2 separate regions of the Homo sapiens genome follow, and region 2 is linked to region 1. Evidence: chromatin loops called from intact Hi-C (ENCODE). Cell type or tissue: endothelial cell of umbilical vein. All regions are shown on one strand. Each heading gives the region's core, and the rest is flanking DNA. Links, peaks and the distances in the headings are about the cores only.

Region 1 (10,571 bases), core at 2,433-7,432:
TTAAAGATGGAGTTTTGCTCTTGTTGCCCAGGCTGGAGTGCAATGATGCGATCTTGGCTCACCGCAACCTCCACCTCCCAGGTTCAAGTGATTCTCCTGCCTCAGCCTCCTGAGTAGCTGGCATGCACCACCTTGCCCGGTTAATTTTGTATTTTTAGTAGAGACGGGGTTTCACCATGTTGGCCAGGATGGTCTCGATCTCTTGACCTCGTGATCCGCCCACCTCGGCCTCTTAAAGTGCTGGGATTACAGGCGTGAGCCACTGTGTCCAGCTGGGTTGTGACATTTCTATAAAGCAAGCATATTCAGAATTGTGACACTCCTGTCCCTGTCTTCTCCCATGTCCAGGTGAGGCTAGGGGTGGCAGGGAGTTGGGGAGAAAGCATGTTATACTGCCAGAGATGGTTCTTCCTTGTCTCTAAGGCCCGGGCACATCTATTGCCAGAGCCACAGCTGAACAACATCTGTTCTGTTCTAACTTTCTGTTTCTCCCCATTCTCTCTTCATTTGAGCTTTTAAACTGCCTTTAAAACAGGAGCCACAATGGGCCTGTATGTGCCCTCAGCTGTTTCTAATTCTCTCCCAGGCCCACTCTCTCCCAATAAATGACACATTGTAGAAGGTGTTTTATAGCCTGACTTGTTAATAGAGCCAGATCATTCTGTAACAAAACCAAACATGGCAATCAGTGTTAAAACACAAAATCACCAAAAGCTGAGTGAGATAAACATAGAACTATTTGTCATCTATAAAAGAAGGAGCGGGACCATCTAATTTTAAAAATGCTTCTAATTCTAAAATTCTAACCTTTAAAACAAGATTCCCTCACAGTTGAAGGACACACGGCTTTATACTTGGGCTATTGGATTTTTTCCCTATTTGTGGGCTTAGTTTCCCTCCATAGATTCTACTATAAAGTACAAGGATAATTAAATCTGCTCATTTTCTCTTTCCTAGGGATTCAGGACTGAATCAGATAATGTCTGTAGAGCACTTTAGGACTTCTCATGCCACACCATTGAATGTAAAAGATAATTGTCAGCAAGTAGCTGCAGAAGCCACCATCAGATAAAACATTGTTCCTTATGCTTTCATAATTAACGATAAGCATTCCCCACCACCCACCCCGCCGGCCTTTCTTTTCAGACTGGGGAAAGAGAATTCTGAATGGTGATCAAGGTCACATTTTAACTTGCAAATGTCAAGAAGAATCTCATCATTCTTGGTTATTTTTGATTGATTAATATATTAGTTAATTGCTGATGAGTTGCTAATGAGCTAATTTATATGCACAGATAGGATCTAACTATGACATAGGAGTAGCATGCAAAGCTGCAAAGCACTGCTAAACAGATCATGGGTGCTGTCCATGGCACCTCTCAGGGCAGGTTAGAGAGAAGAGTGTGGAAACATTGTGCCTCTCTTCCCACCTACTCAATAAAGACAACAGGGAAAACACATGGAGGCATCTTTGGCCATGAACTCCTCACTGCTTTACTAAGCAGCCACCTGTAGTATTAGAATACTACCACTAAGTGGCACCATCTCATTAGTATTCTCTTTTATCAGACTCCTGAAACCTGCTGCGCCTTCTCTTCTGGACCACGGAATACATTTATTGTTCTGTGTTGGCTGATTTGGGTTTAGCAAAAGGGATCTGCTTTCAACATGCTCCTGTGTTTTTTTTCCTCCTTTCCCACGTGTTTCTTTCATTCTTGGGAATCTGAGCCAATACTTAGGCATACGCATAGAGATGAAGGCCATCGTACTGGTAATAACCATAACAGACAACTTAAAGAAGACAAATACTAATAGTGAGCTTTTTAATTTGTAGAGATGAGTTCCCACTATGTTTTCCAGGCTGGTCTCAAATTCCTGGCCGCAAGCGATCATCCTGCCTCAGCCTACCAAAGTCCTGGGATTACAGGCATGAGCCACTGTACTTGGCCCTTTTTTTCTGCAACAATCCCCCAAAGCCTGAATTTTTTTTTTATTTGTAAAAAATAAATAGGGAACTTTAATTGAAGGCTTTTATTTTTGTACTGGGGGCTTTCCAGGTATTATTTCCCAAATTCATCAGCACTCAGTAAGGTTGCCTTCATTTTGTGAGCAAAGAAGCTGAGATTCAGAGAATTAAAGCAAACTTTTCAAAGATGCCCAATGAGAAGGTAAGTGAGACACAACAGGAGTCTAAGCTTACATAATGTCAGAGCATTAATGATCTTTGAATCATTCATGTGACTTAAATATTAGGTATAGTGAGAAAAGACAGAAAAAGTCTAACCCTTCGTGAAGTTCAAAATTGGAAAGGGAAAATAGAGTAAGTGAACCAAATTATTTGTAATACAAAACAATGAGTTATATATGAAATCCATCAAGTTTATAAAGGGTCTGAAATTATTGGGGACACTTACTAGGTACATGCCTCCAGTCCAGGAGACATCCTGAAACCAAATCTTCTCTTGAAGTAGAATTTTTCTGAAAGGGACATAGCTCTGAAGATGAGAGTGAGGAAGTTAGAATAAAAAATATATATTCTCGGGTTTAGCCCTCAAACTCTTGAATCTTTGCTGAAGATGATTTTGTTTCATGACACATTAATTTGTCCTATGTTATTTGAGGTGACGTCTTAGCTCTGTAAATAAGTAAAGGAGATCTAAGTAAACGTTTCAAAGGCTAACAGGCCAAACTCTCCTAGACTGATTATCCCCCAGAACCCCAGGAAAAGCAAGAGCCAGGAATCTCATAATGTGAAGACAAACTAACATTGACGTGTTATGGGCTTGACCTCCCACTTCATGTCTTGCATGCATCACTGTACTTATAACAACCCAACAAGATATGTGTAATACTACATTCGTATTCCATCAGGATGTTGAACTTAGGCAGGTTCAGCACTCACCAGAGGTCACACAGCCAGTGAGTGGTGAAGCTGGGATTCCATCCAAACTGGCAGATCAAAGAACTTGGCTTTTAACCTTTAAATACACTGCCTCCACTTGGCATGCTACATGGTGGTGAGCAAATGCTCTGGCCATTGTAATACTAACTTAAACTTGATTTATGTTTCAAAGAAGTTTCAAGTACATTATTGAATTTGATGCTAAGAACAATCCAATGAGAAAGGCAGTTTAGATTTTCTTATTACCACACCCGCCCTCTAACATGCACACACACAGACACAGACACACACACCCCAGGAGAGTTTAAGTGACTTGGGTTAAACCACAGAGCTACTAAGTGGCTGACCCTGAACTTGAACCTAAGTGTTCTCATCCTTAGCCTACTGCCTTTTTCCTGTGACAGCAATACCACTTCACAGTAAAAAAAAAAAAAAAAAAAAAAAAAAAATGAGGTAAAATTTCCTCCATGTCACTCAGAACATGACATTATCTCCAAAAGTCTCTGTTAAAAGTTAGGCAAGTGGCCAGGTGCAGTGGCTCACACCTGTAATCCCAGCACTGGGAGGCCGAGGTGGGTGGATCACTTGAGGTTATGAGTTTGAGACCAGCCTGGCTAACATGATAAAACCCCATCTCCACTAAAAATACAAAAATTAGCTGCGCATGGTGGTGCATGCCTGTAGTCCCAGCTACTCACAAGGCAGAGGCAGGCGAATCGCTTGAACCGGGAGGCGGAGGTTGCAGTAAGTTGAGATCGCACCACTGTACTCCAGCCTGGGTGACAGAGTGAGATCCTGTCTCAGGAAAAAAAACAAAGACAAGTTACTTAGAAAATATCGTATGAACATCAAATCATATTAATACGTACAGGTGTATATTTTAAATCACTTTAAAGCTCCCTATAAAGGAGAATCTAAAACTGCTTTTTCAAAATTTTTGCATGAATAAATTCAGACACATGTGTAGTGATTTACATAAGTTTATCCAGAAATCAACATCTGTGTTTTGTGTGTGTTATGGATAGAGAGATTTGTACTTTATTTGCACTAGCCACATGCAACAAATGTATAAAGATAAAATCTCTATTCAGATACAGTCTAAGATATCACAATTAGTTTTTATTTAGTCTCAATTTTCTGGTACCCTCTAAGCTGTAAAATCCTGGGAATCCAAAAAAAAGAGTTCAAAAGAAAGGGCCTGAGGGCAGCAGTCAGTGGCTGGAGAGTCAATAGGGGAGTCTTAGAAGTCATTGCACCACTCTGAACCCCACATTCCTCACCTATAACAAAAGGGCTTAGAAGAACTCTAAGATCTCTAAAATGCTAAGGAATAATTCTTAACCTCGATAAAGTCTGAAGACTTGTTTTACTCTGTAAGGATCTACATTTTAAAATAAGTAGCTAAGAATTTTCCATTGCCGTCTTTTAGTAGTAGATTTTTATTGACACAGAACACTCAGGGCTATTTTTCAGAGCCCAGATTTATCCACCTCCCGTGTGCTTCCACTAAAACCGACACGATGTACAGTCTCAGGCACTTTCTCACTGTTTAATAAAAAGGTAATTGGGTGAAGAGCCGTGAGAAAATACTAGTGACTAGATTATTCACTCTTCCGCTGGCCAATGGTTCCTCTGATTTTGGCCCACAGGGGGCCACTTTGATTCGCTGCTGAGAGGTGGCGCTCTTGACCAAAATATCCTCACATCAACGCTGGTGGAGGCTTCCCACTTTATGACTTCCTTATAATAGGCCACAGATGTTCAGTGCAAATGACTGTGCAATACATTGATATCAAAAATTGTTATCACCATACCCCATTCCCTTGGATGATGAATTTCATTTAGAATTACAAAGGAGCAGGAAAAAGGAAGAGGAAGAGGGCAAAACCTCAAAAGACTTCCAATGTTTCAAGAAAATGTTGGACTTTGTTGTGCGCCACTATCAAGCTTTTTCCAAATTTGGTTTCCAAATTACTACGGCAAAGAGGTGAGGTTAAAAGGTTTTGCTGTCTGCAGGCAGAAGGCATCTTTGTGCTGATATGTACCAGCATTCATGTAGAGCTCTAGAGAAAGAGACCCAAGTACTCAGAGACTTTCAAAGGTACAAGTATTATTCTTAGTAATAAACCCCAAATTGTTATACATAGAAATTTGAAATTTAGAATTTAATAAACTGTAGTTCAAATTAACATAGAATCCTCAGAAAGCAAGGCATAAGGATTTGTTTCCCTGATTTAAACTGATGATATGATAGGATGCATCTCTTTATACCCTCCGAATCATGAATCTTTTCACGGCCATGAAATAAAACATGTTAGGGTTTTCTCTTGGCCTGGGGACAAACTGGCTGCCCTTCTGTTAGTCCCATAGATCGGGTCAACTCTCCATGGATATACCAGTACCCCCAGTTTCTGTCTGTCATGACAACTCACCTTGGACAATGCTTCAAATTATTAGATAATCCTTATATTAAAACAAAATTTGTTTCCCTGAAGTTTTAAATTTTAATTCATAAACAAGACAATACTTTAAGATTTTTTTGAGCATCTGCCATGTGCCAGTCCTTGTGAGGGCTTACAAATAAAAAGGTGAGGAAGTTATATGTAGTTTACCTGATCTTGTGGAATTTATAGCACACTTCTCTAGTTCTCTCAATTTTTCCATCCTAATGCTCCTAGGAAATAGATCACATTCCCATTGTAACAGTGGCACTCTACAGCAGGCACATGAGCATCTCAGCAGAGAAAGGAATTATAACCTGAGGAAGTCCCCAAGTGACTCTACTTACCACATGCCCCTCTTTCAGAATCACTGCTCCAATGGCTCTATATTCCTATAGAAGTTTAATCCTACATCAACAGGGTGGCAGGTCAAATATCTGAAGACAATTATTACGCATCTTCTCCCCCAACCCCTCAATATTTGCATCTTCAGGCTTAACATGCCACAGAATTCAAACTATGATGGTTGTGTTCTTGAAGAAAAGACTGGCTCAAAAAAAGCTATTGAGAACAGCTGTAAATGCATTTACATCTGTAGTTAAATGGAACTGAATCCATCAGGCAGAACCAATAGCTGAGGAGGAGAAAAGGTGATGAGAAGACAGAAGCCTGGGCTACGTGCAGTGCATTGAAATGTAGGCTAAAATGAGCAACCAAAAATGCGAGGAACGTGGAAAAGAGAAGAGGGATGCATTGTCCCATCATCTTGTCTTTCTTCATTGTAAGACACAATAGATTGTTCCTTGTTGGGGATTGGAAAGGAAGAATTATAGAAGCAAGCATATTCTGTACGGATTGGTCAAACAAGATTTAAAGCGAGAGACAGAGAAGGAGGAGGAGGGGGAGGAAAAGAAGAAGGAGAAAAAAAGAAATTCTAGGATAAAAATCATTCCCCCTTATAGAGCTGGAATGTGTATAATGTAAAGAGACAGTTGCATTAAAGCATTAGGCCTCATGGCCTGATTAACATCATTTGATCTTTTCCTATTGAAAAGACCCTATGTGTTTCCAAAGGCAGTGGCTTTTTAAATAAAACCAGAAGTCTGGGTGAGCAGAAAGCTGTTAGAAGAGAAAGCAACTTGTTTTATATTTAATCATCTTTTTATCCTACGTGCTTCATAATCTTCAGTTTCCTTCTCTCTGTCAGTAGGGGATGCATATAAAGTTAAAAATCTAGACTCTGGGAGATCTAATATGACAAAAACCAACAAATAAAAATTCACTATGACCTAAATTGGTCAGATCAGACTTTTGGGCTGCCTGTCTCCAGGAGCTTTTTTTAAATTTTTTATTTTTTCTGATTTTTTTTTTCATCTTTTATTCTCCCTCCTCTCAGCTATTTAGCTAACAATCACTAAGCGATTTCAGTGAGATTGATTAGCACACCATCATACCAGTTTTTTTTGTGATTTACTTTTTATCTTGCTTTTCTACATTCTTTTGCAAGTTTCTGGTGAGATTGGCGCTCTTCCTGAATTTGAGAGTGACCATCAGAAAGCCAGAATTTTCCATTAAGCAGTTCGGTGAAGCATATTGGTGGGGGCAACTGGAGCATCTCCACATCCATGCTGTCATCTCAGTGTGGCCGGGCTAAGAGACGGGGAGGGCTTCTGGTTGTTTGAGAGGACAGAGCAGTCATCGTAACTAGTTCAGTCTCAGTGGCCCATTCAGCTCCTGGCATAGCTGCCAAGCCAGCCAACAAAGGACCATTGTAATCCTGACGGTTTCCCAGCAATGACCGGACAGGCGCAGACCACCAACCAGCTCATTTCACTTACACTGTTCACAAGTAAGACCATGAATGGAAAAAAGTCAATGGCAAAAATCCCACATCCTGCTAAAGTTGGTTATGTGGACACTTTTCTAGCGAGCGAGTCTGCCTTCAAGCTGGTAATCCTCATACCTGTTTTCTTTGTTTGTTTGTTTTTAAGTACAATTAGCTTGAATGATAATGCGAAATGCTCGTAGAATCCTACCAAAAATTAGGTTTGAGTTTAAAAAAATAAGAATATAGCATACAATACTTTGAAAAACAATGTATAATAAAAATAAAATGCCATAAATGTAAAGCAAAATTGAGATAAGTTTTGAGGATAAAAAATAATAATTCCAGCTAGTGTGAGACCACTGTGACTATTAAAGAATTAAATTTTGGTGTCTAAAAATGGAGTTTTCAACTATAAAATGGAATTATTTGAACTCAGTTTCCAATTTTAGATACGCAATCAAAAGTCTGCCTTTTCTGTGAACCAAACCAATGACATCTCTAACTCTGAATTTTTAAAAGTAGCAATACACCTTGGGAGGCTGAGATGAAAGGATTATTGCCTAAGCCTAGGAGTTCGACAGCAGCCTGGGCAAAATGGTAGGACCTCATCTCTGTTTTTAAAAAAAGTAGCAATAAGTAAAATAAAATGTTTAAGAACAAAGGAAATTCAGAGGTATGTATCATGTATTTACCACTGATTGAAAGTCAGGATGTATTTTTTTTTCTTTTTTTTTTTTGAGACGGAGTTCCACTCTTGTTGCCCAGGCTGGAGTGCAATGGTGCAATCTAGGCTCACTGCAACCTCCACCTCCTAGGTTCAAGCGATTCTCCTGCATCAGCCTCCCAAGTAGCTGGAATTATAGATGCCTGCCACAATGCTCGGCTAATTTTTTGTATTTTTAGTAGAGACGGGGTTTCACTGTGTTGGCCAGGCTGGATGTATTTTTAACAATCAGATAAAATGATCTTTTAGTACATTTCAATTAAAAATGTGGCATGATTCCATTTATTTAAATTGCTTTCCTTGTAAGTACAAGTTATAATAATGGGATGCCACATTTACTTTTCAGTTATCAAATATTCAAACAAATGATAGTATTCCGTGCTTGTGGGGGACATGGAATGAGAATATGGTGTTTCAACTAGATCCACAATTTTAGAAAGCAGTATAGCAGAACCTTCATAATGGTCTACCTCTTTGACTTCATATCCTTCTTCTTATATTTTATGTATGTATATGAATTATAGAATTTTTTTTTTGAGATGGAGTCTTGCTTGCTTTGTTGTCCAGGCTGGAGTGCAGTTGCGCGATCTCGGCTCACTACAACCTCCGCCTCCTGGGTTCAAGCAATTCTTCTGCCTCAGCCTCCCAAGTAGCTGGGACTACAGGTGTGCGTCACCATGCCCAGCTAATTTTTGTAATTTTAGTAGAGATGGGGTTTCACCACATTGGCCAGGATGGTCTCAGTTGCTTGACCTTGTAATCCGCCGGCCTCTGCCTCCCAAAGTGCTGGGATTACAGGCGTGAGCCACCGCGCCCAGCCTATAGAAATGTTTTAACTATACATATACATAATATTATATTCCAGGCAAGATAAGAAAATAAATACAATATAGTTCATCAGATCAAAAATAAAAGCAAAGCCAAAGAATACGAAAAAACAAAGGCCCCAAACAAAATGAGACTAACAGAGTCACTGTTAAGTAAATTGTTAACAAGTAGATGTATATGATTGAATACTATGTAGCTATTAAAATTAATGCTTCCAAAGATTCTTAATAATAAGGGAGAATAATTATTTAAATATTAGTTGAAATGAGAAGCTATAATTGAGTGGCTGGCACTGATTTTAGCTTACAAAAGTACAATAAAATATTTATAGTCATGATCTTGGTCAGTGGAATTTTGGTTGATTTTTCATTGTTTGGGGCTCAGGGAGATTTGATATAACAAATCTCTGGGAGATTAATTTTTCAACGTTATTCCCAAAGAGCATATGACATTTTTTATAATTATAAAATAAAATCTTTGTTGAAAAAAAAACTTCTTTCTGAGAAAGCAGGAAAGATCCAAAATTGACACCCTAACATCACAATTAAAAGAACTAGAAAAGCAAGAGCAAACACATTCAAAAGCTAGCAGAAGGCAAGAAATAACTAAAATCAGAGCAGAACTGAAGGAAATAGAGACACAAAAAACCCTTCAAAAAATCAATGAATCCAGGAGCTGGTTTTTTGAAAGGATCAACAAAATTGATAGACCGCTAGCAAGACTAATAAAGAGAAAAAGAGAGAAGAATCAAATAGACACAATAAAAAATGATAAAGGGGATATCACCACCGATCCCACAGAAATACAAACTACCATCAGAGAATACTACAAACACCTCTACGCAAATAAACTAGAAAATCTAGAAGAAATGGATACATTCCTCGACACATACACTCTCCCAAGACTAAACCAGGAAGAAGTTGAATCTCTGAATAGACCAATAACAGGCTCTGAAATTGTGGCAATAATCAATAGTTTACCAACCAAAAAGAGTCCAGGACCAGATGGATTCACAGCCGAATTCTACCAGAGGTACAAGGAGGAATTGGTACCATTCCTTCTGAAACTATTCCAATCAATAGAAAAAGAGGGAATCCTCCCTAACTCATTTTATGAGGCCAGCATCATTCTGATACCAAAGCCGGGCAGAGACACAACCAAAAAAGAGAATTTTAGACCAATATCCTTGATGAACATTGATGCAAAAATCCTCAATAAAATACTGGCAAACCGAATCCAGCAGCACATCAAAAAGCTTATCCACCATGATCAAGTGGGCTTCATCCCTGGGATGCAAGGCTGGTTCAATATACGCAAATCAATAAATGTAATCCAGCATATAAACAGAGCCAAAGACAAAAACCACATGATTATCTCAATAGATGCAGAAAAAGCCTTTGACAAAATTCAACAACCCTTCATGCTAAAAACTCTCAATAAATTAGGTATTGATGGGACGTATTTCAAAATAATAAGAGCTATCTATGACAAACCCACAGCCAATATCATACTGAATGGGCAAAAACTGGAAGCATTCCCTTTGAAAACTGGCACAAGACAGGGATGCCCTCTCTCACCGCTCCTATTCAACATAGTGTTGGAAGTTCTGGCCAGGGCAATCAGGCAGGAGAAGGAAATAAAGGGTATTCAATTAGGAAAAGAGGAAGTCAAATTGTCCCTGTTTGCAGACGACATGATTGTTTATCTAGAAAACCTCATCGTCTCAGCCCAAAATCTCCTTAAGCTGATAAGCAACTTCAGCAAAGTCTCAGGATACAAAATCGATGTACAAAAATCACAAGCATTCTTATACACCAACAACAGACAAACAGAGAGCCAAATCATGGG
Region 2 (10,571 bases), core at 2,793-7,792, 300 kb after region 1:
CCTGTGTGCTGATTTCATCTCTCCTTCTGAAATGGTAAATTTCTTTTTTTTTTTTTTAACTATACTTTAACTTCTAGGGTACATGTACACAACGTGCAGGTTTGTTACATATGTATACATGTGCTATGTTGGTGTGCTACACCCATTAACTCGTCATTTACATTAGGTATATATCCTAACGCTATCCCTCCCTGCTGCCCCCACCCCACGACATGCCCCAGTGTGTGATGTTCCCCTTCCTGTGTCCAAGTGTTCTCATTGTTCAGTTCCCACCTATGAGTGAGAACATGCGGTGTTTGTTTTTTTGTCCCTGTGACAGTTTGCTGAGAATGATGGTTTCCAGCTTCATCCATGTCCCTACAAAGGACATGAACCCATCTTTTTTATGGCTGCATAGTATTCCATGGTGTATATGTGCCACATTTTCTTAATCCAGTCTATCACTGTTGGACATGTGGGTTGGTTCCAAGTCTTTGCTATTCTGAATAGTGTCGCAATAAACATACGTGTGCATGTGCCTTTATAGCAGCATGATTTATAATCCTTTGGGTATATACCCAGTAATGGGATGGCTGGGTCAAATGGTATTTCTAGTTTGAGATCCTTGAGGAATTGCCACACTGTCTTCCACAATGGTTGAAGCAGTTTACAGTCCCACCAACAGTGTAAAAGTGTTCCTATTTCTCCACATCCTCTCCAGCACCTGTTGTTTCCTGACTTTTTAATGATCTCCATTCTAACTGGTGTGAGATGGTAACTCATTGTGGTTTTGATTTGCATTTCTCTGATGGCCAGTGATGATGAGCATTTTTTCATGTGTCTTTTGGCTGCATAAATGTCTTCTTTTGAGAAGTGTCTGTTCATATCCTTCACCCACTTGTTGATGGGGTTGTTTGTTTTTTTCTTGTAAATTTGTTTGAGTTCTTTGTAGATTCTGGATATTAGCCCTTTGTCAGATGAGTAGATTGCAAAAATTTTCTCCCATTCTGTAGGTTGCCTGTTCACTCTGATGATAGTTTCTTTTGCTGTGCAGAAACTCTTTAGTTTAATTAGATCCCATTTGTTAATTTTGGCTTTCGTTGCCATTGCTTTTGGTGTTTCAGACATGAAGTCCTTGCCCATGCCTATGTCCTGAATGGTATTGCCTAGGTTTTCTTCTAGGGTTTTTATGGTTTTAGGTCTAACATTTAAGTCTTTAATCCATCTTGAATTAATTTTTGTATAAAGTATAAGGAAGGGATCCAGTTTCAGCTTTCTCCATATGGCTAGCCAGTTTTCCCAGCACCATTTATTAAATAGGGAATCCTTTCCCCATTTCTTGTTCTTGTCAGATTTGTCAAAGATCAGATGGTTGTAGATATGTGGTATTATTTCTCAGGGCTGTGTTCTGTTCCATTGGTCTGTATCTCTGTTTTGGTACCAATACCATGCTGTTTTGGTTACTGCAGCCTTGTAGTATAGTTTGAAGTCAGGTAGCGTGATGCCTCCAGCTTTGTTCTTTTGGCTTAGGATTGTCCTGGCAATGCGGGCTCTTTTTTGGTTCCATATGAACTTTAAAGTAGCTTCTTCCAATTCTGTGAAGAAAGTCTTTGGTAGCTTGATGGGGATGGCATTGAATCTATAAATTACATTGGGCAGTATGGCCATTTTCACGATATTGATTCTTCCTATCCATGAGCATGGAATGTTTTTCCATTTGTTTGTGTCCTCTTTTATTTAGTTGAGCAGTGGTTTGTAGTTCTCCTTGAAGAGGTCCTTCTCATCCTTTGTCAGTTGGATTCCTAGGTATTTTATTCTCTTTGAAGCAATTGTGAATGGGAGTTCACTCATGATTTGTCTGTTCTTGGTGTATAAGAATGTTTGTGATTTTTGCACATTGATTTTGTATCCTGAGACTTTGCTGCACGAAACAATATAAACAGCACAAGTCCTCCTTTAAGAAACTTACCATTTCATACCCCATCATCTCAGCCCAAAATCTCCTTAAACTGATAAGCAACTTCAGCAAAGTCTCAGGATACAAAGTCAATGTGCAAAAATCACAAGCATTCTTATACACCAAGAACAGACAAATCATGAGTGAACTCCCATTCACAATTGCTTCAAAGAGAATAAAATACCTAAGAATCCAACTGACAAAGGATGTGAAGGACCTCTTCAAGAACTACAAACCACTGCTCAACTAAATAAAAGAGGACACAAACAAATGGAAAAACATTCCATGCTCATGGATAGGAAGAATCAATATCGTGAAAATGGCCATACTGCCCAATGTAATTTATAGATTCAATGCCATCCCCATCAAGCTACCAATGACCTTCTTCACAGAATTGGAAGAAGCTACTTTAAAGTTCATATGGAACCAAAAAAGAGCCCGCATTGCCAGGACAATCCTAAGCCAAAAGAACAAAGCTGGAGGCATCATGCTACCTGACTTCAAACTATACTACAAGGCTGCAGTAACCAAAACAGCATGGTATTGGTACCAAAACAGAGATATAGACCAATGGAGCAGAACACAGCCCTGAGAAATAATACCACATATCTACAACCATCTGATCTTTGACAAATATGACAAGAACAAGCAATGGGGAAAGGATTCCCTATTTAATAAATGGTGCTGGGAAAACTGGCTAGCCATATGGAGAAAGCTGAAACTGGATCCCTTCCTTACACTTTATACAAAAATTAATTCAAGATGGATTAAAGACTTAAATGTTAGACCTAAAACCATAAAAACCCTAGAAGAAAACCTAGGCAATACCATTCAGGACATAGGCATGGGCAAGGACTTCATGTCTAAAACACCAAAGGCAATGGCAACGAAAGCCAAAATTAACAAATGGGATCTAATTAAACTAAAGAATTTCTGCACAGCAAAAGAAACTACCATCAGAGTGAACAGGCAACCTACAGAATGGGAGAAAATTTTTGCAATCTACTCATCTGACAAAGGGCTAATATCCAGAATCTACAAAGAACTCAAACAAATTTACAAGAAAAAAACAAACAACCCCATCAACAAGTGGGTGAAGGATATGAACAGACACTTCTCAAAAGAAGACATTTATGCAGCCAAAAGACACATGAAAAAATGCTCATCATCACTGGCCATCAGAGAAATGCAAATCAAAACCACAATGAGATACCATCTCACACCAGTTAGAATGGCAAACATTAAAAAGTCAGGAAACAACAGGTGCTGGAGAGGATGTGGAGAAATAGGAACACTTTTACACTGTTGGTGGGACTGTAAACTGCTTCAACCATTGTGGAAGACAGTGTGGCGATTCCTCAAGGATCTCAAACTAGAAATACCATTTGACCCAGCCATCCCATTACTGGGTATATACCCAAAGGATTATAAATCATGCTGCTATAAAGACACATGCACACGTATGTTTATTGCAACACTATTCACAATAGCAAAGACTTGGAACCAACCCAAATGTCCAACAATGATAGACTGGATTAAGAAAATGTGGCACATATACACCATGGAATACTATGCAACCATAAAAAAAGATGAGTTCATGTCCTTTGTAGGGACATGGATGAAGCTGGAAACCATCATTCTCAGCAAACTGTCACAGGGACAAAAAACAAACACCGCATGTTCTCACTCATAGGTGGGAACTGAGCAATGAGAACACTTGGACAGAGGAAGGGGAACATCACACACTGGGGCCTGTCGTGGGGTGGGGGTATTGGGGAGGGATAGCATTAGGAGATATACCTAATGTAAATGACGAGTTAATGGGTGCAGCACACCAACATGGCACGTGTATACATATGTAACAAACCTGCACGTTGTGCACATGTACCCTAGAACTTAAAGTATAATAAAAAATAAATAAATAAAAATAACAGTCAGCTCAATTACTTTATAATATAGACCAAAGGAACATCCAGATTCTTCAATTACACTGGAATGTCATGTGTCCTCCTTTTTTTTTAAATAAAGAAACCATAAATTGCATGTTGGAAGTCTCCTTTTTCTTTCTTTTTTTGGGGTAACATGTTTTTTCATTGTAATGTTTATTGAAACAGGACTTGGGTTTTCCCTGTAGCTTTTAAAGTAAAACTTGCCATTCCCCACCCAATTTTCCCACATACCTGCAAAAGTTTACAAAAGATACTATCCAAAAGTTCCAAAGAAGGTTAGGAAGAGTTTCATATGGATAATTGAGACTGAACAACTAAACCCACTGAGGGTTAATGCAGACAGACTTTTGCAGCTTTAATAGTTAAAACAACTGGACCCTCACCTCTTTACATCTGTCGCCACTTTATGTAGGAGAAACTGAGAGAGCCTAACCAACCTCAGCGTTGGGAAGAACTGTCCTGGAATGCATGCCCGTAGTTCGCTAAGCTGCACCACAGGCAGCTTTTGACTTTTTGCCCTATTAGTTAGTTCTGCCCAGATTTCCCAAAGAAGGGCAAGACTGCATGCTTCCCTACTGCCCTGGTGCTCCCAGAATCACAAAGAAACTTGCGGGGCAGTTGCTGTGAGGTCTGGGATTCCCACCAGCACTGAAGCGGTTAACTTTTAGGAAGACCTAGAGAAAGAAAAACAGACTAAGAACTGCCTTGTGCTGGGAGGAGGGTTAGAAATTGAGGCCGTTGCTGTTGTTTTCATTGTGTGCGCTCTAATCAGGGAGAGTAAGAACAATAATGCATGTAATGCTGATTTTGGAACGTGTCCATGCAGCTTTTCCCAGGCTAGACAGCCTTGGGAACCACTGATAGAGTGGCACACCAGGGGCACAGCCTCAATCACCAAGCACAGGGCAGGGCAGCCTTTTCTGTGGATAAAATATGTGAGAGATGACAAGAATCTTCCCAGCATGGGAAGTGGCAGTAACAAAAATATATATATACAATGGAGTGAAACTGAAGGCTTTGCATCTCGCAGCCCAGCCACGGGGACATGATATTTGAAAGATAGGATATTTCTCCTTTTACCCACCCCCATTTTCCTTTTTTGTTTGTTTGTTTCCCTTCTTGTATTCAACTTGCCCTCCCTTTCTTCCCCACTCCCATCCCCCAGATTCCCTCTGCCACACTTTGAAGCCCAGATGAAAGCCGTGTGTTGTGGCTGCTGGCACCAAGCAAGAGCAAAAGTGTGCTTTAGTTTAAGATGCTGTACTTTTCGCTCAAGGAAAAGGGGGAAAAATCAGCTTGAAACAATACATTGCATTTTGCTGGACAGCAGGCTTGTATGTATCTAGGATTCAAACGTGGTCCTAATTTTTTCAGAGCTTTTGTCTCCAAGGACAAGGCAATAGCTAAAATGTGGCATCCTTTTTCAAAGCAAATACATATAACTGCAAGGGTTTTGCAGTGGTATTGTTTAATAAAATAAACAAGAGACAAGAATCAGGCACATGAGCTTTTTGGTGTTGACACAACAGCAGATCGTAGCTATTTCAAGTGTTGTTGAAACAGCTCCCTTACTTTTAAATAGCACAATCTAGCTATGCTGTACTAAATGATTTTTGAAGGAATGACTTCTGTACATTTACTTAGTTATTTGGTTACCACATTTAGCAAATAAAAATTTAGGATACTCAGTTAAATCTGAGTTTCAACTAAACAATGATACAATTTTAGTATATCTCATGCAATGTTTAGGATAAACTTATACTAAAAATTTGTTGTTGTTTATCTGACACATATTTAACTAGGCATCCTGTATTTTATGACAGTTTTTAAATCAGCTCAGTTTTTAAAAATAATTTACATTAAAACATTTTTTAAGAGCCTAAGGTTATAACATGAATTTATTTGAGACTCATAAAATTTGAACATAGGGATAATCAACACATCATCCTCACAACAACAGAGACTGCCTGTAATAAAGTCCTTTTCTTGTCCCTGTCAACTCATCCCCTAAACATACACAAATTATATAGCCGTTCACGTTACACACACACACCCCACAGAGTGGTTTTTGACTGTTTGTATTTTTTCCATCAAAGAAAGGATTGGCTAATAGATCACTATTGAAAATCAACTCATACCATGGAAAGTGCATATAGCTGCCAGTTGGCCATTACTTGAAACCACAGCTGCTTTGTCAAATAGCAATAGCTCATGAGCTCTGATGCATAATAATTTTGGTTAAAATTGTACCCATTTTATCTACTTAATACCCTGAAACCTGGCTTTGTTTTTTTAAAATTTACTTATAGACATGTGATCAGCCCAAAGGAACCGCTAGGGAAGCTCAGCTTACTTTGTTCTGGATGCTTTCTCTGTAAACCTCTGGCCTTCACTCTTGTTCGTATGATCCTGTGTTCACTTGAACTTGGACCAAGATGAAGGCCTGAGACTTTCGTCCCTCATAGCTGTTATTCCTGAACATGACCTGTGAGAGTTGTGAGTTTCCAATTCATGGTGATTGAAAAGGGAGCTAAAATAAAGTCTAAGAATGTGAGGAGGATAGTGCTGGAGGAAAAGATTTAGAGTTGTTTTGAAATCTCAATGCATGTGAAATTCAGGTAGTGCTTACATAAGTGGTAAAGTTGCATTTAACCTGTATCTGGAAGATGGGTAGGTGTCATTGGAGAGTCATGTCTTTTTGGACAACCATTTTTCCTCTACCACTACTAAATTTCTGATTAAGCAACAGATTTCTTTGTTGGAAAAGCAGTTGCTATTAATCAGTTTGTCAGTGTAAGCTCACTTCTGCTTCCTCTTAAATCAACACCAGAAGAAGAATTAACAGAAAATTTATTTTGCTTGAATATACTTCCGAGGAAAACTAACACGGTTTCAACTTGAGTATCAAACCTAGATAGACTTATATGAACATAGTGTTTTTTTTTTTTTTTTCAATTTTGCCCAGGTTGGCCTCGAACGCATAGCCTTTCCTCCTTGTGTGCCAGGACAACTGGCTGGAGCCACCGCAGCTCCCACATAGTGTTACATGATCTTTTATCATTCAATTTCCTAAACACAGTCAAGATGACACCTAAAGTGAGTTCAGAAATCTACTTTATTCACAGAAAAAAAAAACGGAAGAGGCCGGGTGCGGTGGCTCACGCCTGTAATCCCAGCACTTTGGGAGGCTGAGGTGGGCAGATCACGAGGTCAGGAGATCGAGACCATCCTGGCTAACTGGGTGAAACCCTGTCTCTACTAAAAATACAAAAAATTAGCCAGGCGTGGTGGCGGGTGCCTATAGTCCCAGCTACTCGGGAGCTGAGGCAGGAGAATGGCGTGAACCCGGGAGGTGGAGCTTGCAGTGAGCCGAGATCGCGCCACTGCACTCCAGCCTGGATGACAGAGCAAGACTCTGTCTCAAAAAAAAAAAAAAGAAATTTAGTTATCTACCTTCTTGCCCCACTATTCACACATCCACCTACAGTCATTTCCCTCTCCATTCCTCTGCTTATATAGAAAGATAACATGTTTGACTAATGAATTCATTGCCTGTTTCACTGTTGAGGTGGAATGCTGGACTGAGAGTCTGGAGGATTTGTTCTAGTTTCAGCTCTGATGCTAATGACTGTATAAACCTGGACAAGTCTACCTTCATTCTTAACCAAAACACTGAGAAATAACAAGACAATTTATTTCCTATCAGTTTCCTCATTTGAAATATGAAAAACCAGCTGCTCAAAAATTCCTTCTTATTCTAAAATTCTGGTTCTGTAACTGTTTCCATCAGTAAAACCTATTTTCTACTCCAAGTAACAAAAAGCAATGTTTGTGCCAAGTGATTGCACTTATTAAATATTTTTGATGGTGATAGTTTTTTTTTAAAAATTTACTGCCAGACCAAACATACATTTAAACAGAAGCAAAAAGAAGTACCTGTAAAAAGTTGAAATTGTCAATGATTCGGTCTATAAACCCTCTAGTTTGGGAAATTAGAATTTGTGAATATTGAATGTGGGCCACTGGATCTTCAAATAAGAATAATGCATGGATAGAAATTATTATCTAATCATTCAGATGGTCTGCCCATTTATGGACACCACAAATTCAAGGATTTTAGCTGCACTGGAATACAAACACCCAAATAAAACATACACTTTTTAAAAAGAGTGTAAATAACACTAGCATTGCTTTCAGTGGTGTAATCAAATATAAAAGAACTTGGGTCAATTATAGGATTGATATGGCATATGGAAAATGCTGTTTTTTTAAAAAAATGCAAAATATGGAGACTGGGAACCAGGAACCAATCAAGGGAAAATCTGAAAAATGAAACAAACATCTAGTCTGCTGATCAGAACCAGGACCCAAGGATTATTGTGGAGAAATCATTGAAATCATCAATTGGGTCTAAGGAGAGTGAAAATGACAACCCGGATAAAGGGATACAGGGAGAAACTGAACAACAAAAGTACCATGAGGGAGCTGTTAGAGCCCTGGAGTCCTTCTTCAGAACTATGAGGCTCTGAGGTCAGCTTTCTTTTCTCTGTAGCTCTGTGGCAAGTGGAATCCACCATCTTCCTGTTCCCTCTTCCCAGACTCAAACTTCAGAGATCTGGAGACAGAGTGATGCCAAAAGAGGGAATTTGTTGCTTTCTCGGTTCCTGTAGATCTTTTCTTTCTCTGACACATTTTTTTGAAGTCCTTTTGTAATGAGATGGCTTAAAATAGCACTGCATGCCAAGTTATAATGCATGACTTTACTGCTGCCAAAATGTATTAGTATTAAAGCCTTAACCTATCTGTATATTTTAACCAAATACTTATTTTGGGGGGGTGGATTTCTATTTAGCACATGTGTCATTTTTAATGTTTTGTTATTTTGTTCATCATCTTAATAATTAATCGCGTCTTCTAAAATACAGATACAGATCAAGAGCCTGTCTATAATAATTTCTCCAATACAAAGTTTTCCACACTCAAAGCTAGAACTACTTTTTACATCTCCTTTAATTGGGCTGAATTCTTATTCGAATTGACTTTCTGTTGCCAACCAATTGTCTTTAACTGCATTAAAAGTGTACTCAATATTTTCCCTAAGATGGCCATAAAAATCTCATAAATGGAGCCACACTTCCCCCTGATTTTCATGTTCAATTTAGCACTCTGTTTCCTATCTTTGAAAGGAAGTGAAAATAGGATCCCTAATAGCTTCTCAGGCCCCACCTTAGGTGGATAGGAGAAAGCTAAAGACAGCTGGACTTGACAGGGTTTATTATAGAAGAAATTCACAGCCCCTCTCCTAAAGCATCTATGAAGACATTGAGCTTGGGACATTGACCCTCCAACTCAGATGAAAAAGTTGTCTTTTTCTCTGGGAAATTTAAAGCCATTTTATTCATTCTGACTATAACATGAACATTCTAGTTGCTTTATCCCACCCTCCTTCTTTAATCTTGCTGGCAAGAATTGGAAGGACATGGAGATCCTTGGAACACAGAGCTCTGCCACTGGCCTCTTCCCCACTGTGGGAGGCAGGTGGGTGTCATGTCTAGTTTGCCTCCTTCTCAGACCACAGTCCCAGGAGAACAAGTATTTGTTCTCAACGAATACTACATGAGTGGGGCTGGGAGGAAGGACTTAGGAACTTGACTGCGTCATGCTCATCAACTAATTAAGAAAAGCTCCCCCAACGTTATGTCTTTCTTACGTACTAATTGTTTATAAACTTCTATTATAATCTAGTAACATAATATTAATTTGTTTCATTTTTAACATGTAAGAAAAATCAGTAAATTTTGTGTGGTATCAATTTCTATCTAATTTGACCTTGCCAGCGCCCACAAGCAATGACGTCTATATTATAACAGCTTTGTCTGTTCCAGAGTTCTGAAATACCCTTCACAGAAAGGTTATCTTCAGCTTTAGGAAGTTGCCCTCTTTGCTTGTGTCTGAATGGGATGACTGTAAGTCACCTAAATGGCTGTTTTTCAATACCTATACAGGCTATGATATTTGCTTATGAAATTTTAAAACTAGCAAAACATAACTTAAAAAAAAAAAAAAGAACACTCAGCCAATCCAGAAAATAAAAGATCCAAAGTAATAATTTTTGGGAGTTCATGTATGTAAGTAATCAAACATTTGATCTCTTTATCAAGTAGAAAAATGGGTGGTAATATATATCAAAATACTTGATTCTTCTGGGGGTGACCTTGAAGCCCTTAATCTGTATTTCATATCTTTTAGACCTGGAAATGAATACAGTTACACTATCTTCTCATGTGTACCATTAACTTTTTTCAAAATATGTTAATGCTAATGATGGTGGTACTTCCACCATTTATTTTTTTCAAAATTTTAGCACAGAGCTTTAACAAGTTAAAAAAATATTATTGCTGCTACTGATAACAAGAGAAAGCTCTGATACTGAATGGCTGTGTAATCTTTGGAGGTAACTTTAATGTTCTCATCTGTAAAATGAGTGAATTAAGACCCAGCTTACATAATTTTTATCAAAATTAAAGATCACATGTGAAGTGTCTGGAACTTCACATGAGCCCTCCATAAATTTCTGTGAAATGGTGGTGACTAAAGGAGATTGTTACAAGATTTTGGTGATTTAATTTGTTGTCCAAATAACAGAGAAAAAAACCCTAGAGTCCCATATGTAAATTATAACATGA

The links. Hi-C counts contacts between places; a loop is a spot of excess contacts. Peaks named below come from ENCODE experiments on the same cell type or tissue, not always from the same donor. Only the 100,000 strongest peaks of a DNase experiment are listed, where the experiment ranks them.
Region 2: it touches region 1 in a loop (3-fold over the local background); 3 of 110 quality-filtered maps call a loop at or near these places.

Annotation. Positions count from the first base shown.
Region 1 is chr6:125,309,724-125,320,294 of GRCh38, forward strand. No RefSeq gene overlaps it. Among named protein-coding and RNA genes, the nearest start is that of HDDC2, 13 kb to the left of the region's middle. In endothelial cell of umbilical vein, for the core only: a CTCF peak has its summit at 4,564; a DNase peak (open chromatin) is centred at 4,598; H3K27me3 peaks cover 1,169 bases.
Region 2 is chr6:125,607,256-125,617,826 of GRCh38, forward strand. The region is part of intron 4 of HEY2-AS1 (HEY2 antisense RNA 1); the gene reads right to left. Among named protein-coding and RNA genes, the nearest start is that of LINC02523, 62 kb to the right of the region's middle. In endothelial cell of umbilical vein, for the core only: no CTCF peak of the experiment used is centred there; a DNase peak (open chromatin) is centred at 4,706; H3K27ac peaks cover 1,060 bases; H3K27me3 peaks cover 188 bases.